2 separate regions of the Homo sapiens genome follow, and region 2 is linked to region 1. A link is a contact called in ENCODE Hi-C or POLR2A ChIA-PET data. All regions are on one chromosome and are shown on one strand. Each heading gives the region's core, a stretch centred on a gene start or an enhancer-like site at or near the end of the contact. The rest is flanking DNA. Distances are from core to core; before and after follow the strand shown.

Evidence for each region. Hi-C counts contacts between places; a loop is a spot of excess contacts on that map. ChIA-PET counts read pairs that join two places held with the same protein, here RNA polymerase II (POLR2A). Pooled maps may share reads with other maps.
Region 2: a loop to region 1 is called in a map of heart right ventricle, with 9 times the contacts of the local background. The contact joins two enhancer-like sites. A Hi-C loop is called at or near these places in 6 of 168 maps with a recorded cell type or tissue (Right ventricle myocardium inferior, heart left ventricle, heart right ventricle and 1 more) and 10 of 50 pooled maps. POLR2A ChIA-PET finds 5 or more read pairs at or near these places in 3 of 52 experiments (HEK293, HepG2 and activated CD4-positive, alpha-beta T cell).

The regions. Positions count from the first base shown.
Region 1 is chr17:17,419,254-17,422,686 of GRCh38, reverse strand. It overlaps the pseudogene LOC644909. Among named protein-coding and RNA genes, the nearest start is that of MED9, 56 kb to the left of the region's middle. Within about 2 kb of position 1,871, at least 10 of the 41 ENCODE cell types and tissues checked have a DNase peak (open chromatin) inside an H3K27ac peak, as active enhancers do; they include heart left ventricle, heart right ventricle and left ventricle myocardium inferior, where a contact is called at or near this core.
Region 2 is chr17:17,566,509-17,569,819 of GRCh38, reverse strand. All of the region lies in intron 2 of PEMT (phosphatidylethanolamine N-methyltransferase), which reads left to right. Among named protein-coding and RNA genes, the nearest start is that of PEMT, 24 kb to the left of the region's middle. RefSeq lists enhancers at 1-883, 884-1,775, 1,776-2,665. Within about 2 kb of position 2,004, at least 15 of the 41 ENCODE cell types and tissues checked have a DNase peak (open chromatin) inside an H3K27ac peak, as active enhancers do; they include heart left ventricle, heart right ventricle and left ventricle myocardium inferior, where a contact is called at or near this core.

The sequences.
Region 1 (3,433 bases), core at 622-3,121:
GAGTAGAAGTTCCTGACGATGTATGGCATTGAGGGGACACAGAGAGAGGAGTGATAATTTTCAACAGGGGAAGTCAGAGTGGCTGCAGGGGTAGAGAGCAGAGGAAATATTTGTGAGATTAGAGAGAAAGAATGGACATCATGTGGCCAGGGACTGGCTGAGCCACAGAGGGAGGACTGGCATGCCCAGCGAGGTGGCCCACCAGCCCCTCTGAGGTCACCAGGTGGGCACAGAGGAAGGCGAGGTTGAGAGGCAGATGGCAGGTCCTGTTCTGGATGCAGGGAGTCTGAGAGCCCAGGGTGTGGCCAGGAGGGACGTCTAGTGGAGGCTGGGTGGCGAGGGCTAACCCTCAGAAAAGAGGGTCCCATGACAGGGAGGCATTGACACAGCCATGACTGAAGCTCGGGGAGTGAGTAAGATCTCCCATGGCTGTGGGAAGTAAGAAAGAGAGGGCCCAAACTGAGGAGCTCGCAATGGGTACAAGGCCTTGATGGGCCCTGGCAGAAATGCACCCAGGAGGGGGTGAGGCCCCAGGAGCAGAGAGGAGGGTCTCACTGCCCAGAGTGGCCAATGTCATATGCTGCCCATCGGTCAGGGAAGTGGCCAACCACATGTGTGTGGATCCACCCACCATGTGGTGGGCAGGGTCCTGGAGAGGCCCAATGGCGATGACAAAGAGCAGCACTGGGGTGCAGGGAACAGAGAATACGATGGCTGCTCATCAGTTAAAACACTTCCACATGAACTGGTACGACCATGTAGGAAAACTGTCTGGCAATATCGGTCATCACAGAACAAACATCTACCCCAGGACCCAGGCGTTCCAGGGCAGGCAGACACCTGACAGATGTGCAAGAAGGGACAGGATGCAAGAAGAGCCAGAGCAGCTCCACTCATGAGAGCCCCATCCAGACAACAACCCAAATGAGTCACCCTATTCGTCCCATCATGGAGGAACAAATAGAGGGCCTGTGATCCAGCGGATGGTGGCATACTGCTCAGTGACCCTCCATTGGGAGAATCCCAAAGAGAGACCCGAAGGGCACATGCCAAAACAGCCCACCTCAGGCAAAACCACCACATAGGAGCAGATCAGAGAGTGGTGACCTTGAGAGGAGGCTCAAAGAGCCCTGGGGGCCTAGCTGTGATGCTTCTTCACCCAGGTGCAGGAGGCACAGGTGTATCCAGTGTGAGGACATCCTGTGTTCCATGATCTCCAGGAGAAAAAAGAAATAAAAGATTTAAAAACAAAAAAACTTGAAAAAGGACTGTACTGTCCTCTGTATGCGTGTTTGACTTTAATAAAAACTTACTTTAAAAAATAGCCCACTTCTGGGGCCAAGTGCAGTGGTGCACACCTCTAATCCCAGCACTCTGGGAGGCTGAGGTGGGAGGATTGCTTGAGTCTGGGAGGTAGAGGCTGCAGTGAACCGTGATTGTGCCACCACACTTCAGCCTCGGCAATGGAGCGAGACCTTGTCTCTTAAAGAAAGAAAAGTCAACTTCACAGGCACCCAGTGGCCTCTAAGATAAGCTCCACATCCTGGGCAGCCCCTTCCTGCTCTGCCCCCACCTCCCATCCCAGCCCTCCTCTACACCTTCACTCCTTCTGCCTGGGACACCTACCTCAGCCCAGGCTCTGTTGGCCTGACAGGCTCCTACACACCCCTTGGGGCCCTCCCAAGCCTAACTCGAGCAGAGGGAGGCCCAGGCCTCAGTGTCAGCTGACTCTAAGGAATCGTGGGGATGAAGATAGATTCCTCCTGCTTCTCTACGCGCCCTGCCTCCTCTCCACCCTGGCCCTGAAAGGGGAGGCGCCTGCGTTTGTGCTCACCCATGGAGGTTTGTCATGCTTTGGCCACACGTCAGGCTGAAAGATGTTGAAAGAGCAGGGGCCTGGGAGTTTCTGAAGACGGCGATCTCTAGGGAGCAGGGCTGCGGCTTGGCTCATGCCTCCAGGTCCTCCAAGTCTCAGCATCAATGTCACTTCCTCTGGGAGCCCCGATGGCCATCACCAAACCAGGCTGTTGACTCCACAAGAACCAACAGGGATCTGGAAACCGGGGTCAGGCCCTGCCCCTCCACTCTCTGCTCCCGTCAAGCCTCAGGAAGTTCTGTCATCTCTGAGCTGTTTTCACATCCAATAAATGTGACTTCCTATCGGGTTGTTGTGGGAATTAAAGAAGTTCAATCACCAAAATCCTGTCTTCAACACAGATCCGGGATCTGAGCACCTCTGCCCTTCTCCTCTGATCCAAGCCACCTTCCCACTCTGTGGACCATCAGGGGTCTCCCTGCTTCCTCCTTGCACACTGCAGCTGGAGTGTCAGATCATGTCCCTCCTTGGCTCAGAGCCCACCAGCGACTTCCCGTGTCCTCTGGAGCAAAGCCCAGGTCCTCGCAGTCTCCCAAAGGCCCTACCCAGATGGTGTCCTGTTGCCTCTCATCTCCTCCCACTGTCCCTCTCTCCCTCCACAGTAGCCACACCCAGCCCCTTGCTACTCTTGGAATGTGCCTGGCACACCACTGCCTCAGGACCTTTGCACATGCTCATCCCTCTGCCTGGAACCCTGTTCCCCCAGATGTCTGGGTGGCTCCACTCTCTCCACATCTTTGCTCAAATGTCACCTTCATGAGCTTTTCCATGACCACCTACTCAAAGTGTAGCCACCATTGCCCAGCACTTGTGGTTCCCCTTACCCGGCTTTGATTTCCTCTATGACTCTTACTGCCATCTGCCGCCATGAATTTCATTTAATCAGTTGTTTATCATCTGCTCCTTTCCACTAGAACAACAGCTTCTTGTGGTGAGGATTTGGACTTTTTTCCACTGGCACATCCCCAGCACACAGAACAGCACTTGGCATACAGTAGGCACTTGATGAGGGCCCTGGCTGGGTGTATTCCAATGGCTGATGGCCCGTGCCATACCAGTTACTAAGGATCTGAAAATCACTTCTAGTTGGGAACCTCTATTTGGACCCAGGCAGCGTTAGGTTTGCAGACCTGAGAGGAGTCAGTGCATTTGGGGATCAGAGGCAGAGAGGGGTCCCTTGCCTCTAAAACAGTGGTCCCTAACCTTTTTGGCACCAGAAACTGATTTCATGGAAGACAATTTTTCCACAGACTGGGGGTGGGAGGGGGATGGTTTTGGGATGAAACTCTCCCACCTCAGATCATCAAGCATTAGATTCTCATACAGAGTGTGCAACCCACAATAGGGTTCACGCTCCTGTGAGAATCTAGTGCCACTGCTGACCCAACAGGAGGCGGAGCTCAGGCAGAAATACTTGCCTGCCCACTGCTCACCTCCTGCTGTGCAGCCTGGTTCCCAACAGGCCATGGGGGTTGCCTGCCCTAAAATACCTTCTTATTTAGTTGCCACAAGGCTTCAAATCCCACTGTTCTCACTCTTTGGAGTTTAATTTGTTCC
Region 2 (3,311 bases), core at 755-3,254, 150 kb before region 1:
GAGGCACAGCAGCTGCCTTGAGCAGTTATTTACAAGAGCAAAGTGTGCACATGCTTTGGTATTTTAACTTTATTGAAGACCAGTTGCATGTAACCAACATCAAAGCTGCTGGAGACATAGCAAGTTGGAACCCTACTTCCAACCTAGAAGGATTTCTAGGCAGAGTTGCCTGTGTCTGACTTCCCTTCCTCACTGGGACCCCGTAAACCTGAAGGGGAGCTGTAAGGAATCCTGCCAAGACGGCAGATGCACACGGGGTCACGCCGGTTTCCTCCAGCCTTGGGAGGGTGCTTCCTGGTGCCTTTGTTTGTCCCCTTCCAAGCCCTGCGTGGCCACCCTGCTTTCTGCTCTCCCTGGGTGCCTGGCTCTCATGTGCAGGTCTTTGCTTGGGGACACCCAAGTCCATCCTCAAGGTCAGTGTGCAGCTCCTCCCCTCTGAGGCCCCTCTCTCCCACAGTGCACCCTGCCCAAGACCTCTCGCTCCATTGGGCCGGGGGTGGCTCCTGCACATGTGCTCCAGAGAGGAAAGGCATTTGACAGGTCAGCTGCAGACAGGTGTTCTGACACTCACTGTCAACCAGACCAAAGCCCCAGCCCTTGGCCCTGCAGAGGATACCTATAGAGGGGCAGCAGGCCTTATGTCTGTATCAGGACGCTGACCTGTCCCTCTGGCCGGGGACTTTCCTGCTTTTAGCCTGAGAGTCTCTTTCCCTGGAACCCAAGTCAGTCCTGGGCAGAACAGGACAGTTGGCCACTGTAGTCTGGAGAGTTGTTTGGGAAGAGGCAGCTTTTCCTTTCTGGGAGGTGAGAGTCCACTTGCTGCGCTGGGCCGCTGGCTGGGCCTGGGGTTTCCTGGGCCTGGATGTTTGACCTGCTGGCTGGTACTGGCAGCAGCTGCACCCCAGGGTGGCCAGACGGTAGGTGGCGCTGTGGGCAAGGTGAGGTGTGCTTCTCCTGGCTCCTGGGAGGAGGAAGAGGAGGAGGAGGAGAAGGAAGAAAAGGTGTGGGTGCTCCTGCCTCACCTCAGTCACCTCCTCACCTGCAGCTCCCTCACCTGCCTACCACCCTTAGTGTGAGTTTGCTGCTGCTGCTGCCTCAGTTTCCATTTTCAGATCCCCAGCCAGCGGTCTATGGCTCGTTTCTGAGTGCCCCAAGGGATCCCTCCAGGTGCCGGGAAAGCCGACCTTGTAGGTGCTATGGGATCAGCCCAGGCCCTGTACCCTTGTCATTCACATCCCCTTCCTGGGCATCGGTTTCTCCATTTGTAAAGTGAGGACGCTCAGCTGAGGCCCCATCTAGCTCTGAAATGCTGCAATCCCTGCGCTTTACCAAGTCCTGGCTCTGGGGCAGCTCTGTGCCGGGACGGGACCCTGCCCTCCTGGGCTGGCACTGGATTAACAAGGTCAGATTGGACATTAGATGTTACATAGAAAAATCAGCATTTGGTTAATAAGAAAGCTCACAACTTATTAACCAAGGAGTTACGGAGAGAGCATAACCAGGTAATGCGTGGGGAGACAGGGTCGTGGGGGCTGGAGGAGGTGATGGTGGGCCATAGGCAGGGCAGCACTTGGCCCACGTGGGCTTTTTGGAGGAGTCATAGGGGCAGGGTGGGCAGGAGTTGAGGCCAAGGAAAGGGATATGAGTGTAGACAAAAGGTGGACTACAGGTGGGCCTGGGGCTTGTGAGGGAGGACCCCAAGTGCATACCTGCAATCTGGACTGTCTGCTCAAGGATGGTGGCATGTGTGTGTGTGTGTAGGTGTGTGAGTGTGTGCATGTGTGTGAGTGTGTGTGTGTCAGAAGTTAGGATGGGGGCATGAGCCAAACTGTCTGAGACCCTTGCTTCCATCTGGCTCAGAAATCTGGCTCCCAGGGCATGGCCGCATATCCAGTGGGCTCCAAGCCAGTGTTTCTGGACCAGAAAGCGTCGTCCTCTGCCAGGGCCTCTTGCACTTGCGGGAAAGCTGAGCTGAGCTGGGCTTACTGGCGGAGCCTGTGGCACAAGAAGGGTTTTTCTTTGAGCAGAGCCAGCTGGCTCATCAGGCCTGACTGAGACCTTGGCTCTAGGAGCACAGCTCTTGTCTCTTCAGACCAGTGTCACCTAAGATACTGTGGCCCTCCTAGCTCTCCCCCGCTCCTGTCTGGGCTGTGCTCACAGCTGGACTCCTGCAGAACGAATGGCAGGTCTAGCTTCAGCTCCATGGCTGGGGACAGTCAGTGCCTTGTCCCCAGTGCCCACGCTCACTCCCCTGGCCCCTTGATGTTGGGTCTCAAGTGCAAGCCGTTCCACGGCACATGAGTGTGGGATCTTTCAGAGCCAGGCAGTGGACGTGGGCTTTTAGCTGGCAACAGCCCTGCTGCCCCTGGGGCACTGCCTGCCTCTGAATGGCAGCTGAGCTGGGCAGCAGCATTACTCTGTGTGCTGCTGGCACTGGCCTGGTGGGGAGCCTCTGCTATCAGGCTAGGGCTAACTTTAGAATTGTGGTGCCTGAGCAACGTGGTGACAAAGTGTACAACAAGGTGTCTCGAACTGGGTCAGCTCACAGCCTGTGCCAGGATGGCTGGGAGTGACATGGACAGGAACAAAAGGGAGGGGAGAGGGAGCGCACTCCCACCTGGAGCCTGGCAGGCAGGATCCCCACTGAGCCGATCTCTTCCACTGAGCCGGCCCATCCCTCCCTGTAGGTTCCTCATACTCCAGAGATGGCTGGGTGGGACCCAAGCGTGTCTTCCCTGGATGATTTATTTTTGGTTCTGGCATTTACAGCATGATGAAGGCTATTGGACACTGCTAGTGTGAGCAGAATCACCCTAACCGAAAGGCAGCGTGCGGCCCTGGGCAGTAGGGTTTGGTGTAGACATCTCTCGGGATCCCTCCCACACTGAGGAGAGGAGGCAGGGGACCCAGGCTGCCTTAGTTACTTTCCCTTTTCTTAGGCATTCCCAGTAGGTTGGGCCTCCTACTTCCACCTTTCTGTGGACCCGGCTGGTGGCCTTCAGGCTAAGCATGGCTGGTGAGGTTCGTTCGCGACCTGCCCCCCTGCGCCCAGTTGGGTGCATCTCCTGAAACTTATCTCCCAGAGCTTGGGCCACCTGAGCCACCACTGTTCTGCAGACGCGTTCTTCTCCGTACTTCAGTGCCTTTGCACTTTCTGCTTCCTCCCCTTCGCCAGCTTTCCCGCCTTCACCTGGCTGCCTTGGCTCTTCCAGCCTGGCTTCCCTGAGCCCTGGCTCTGTGCAGACATGGCTGGGCCCTCCTCCCTGTGCCTTCCTGAACCCTGCGGCAGTGCTGAGCCCTAGCCCCGGGAA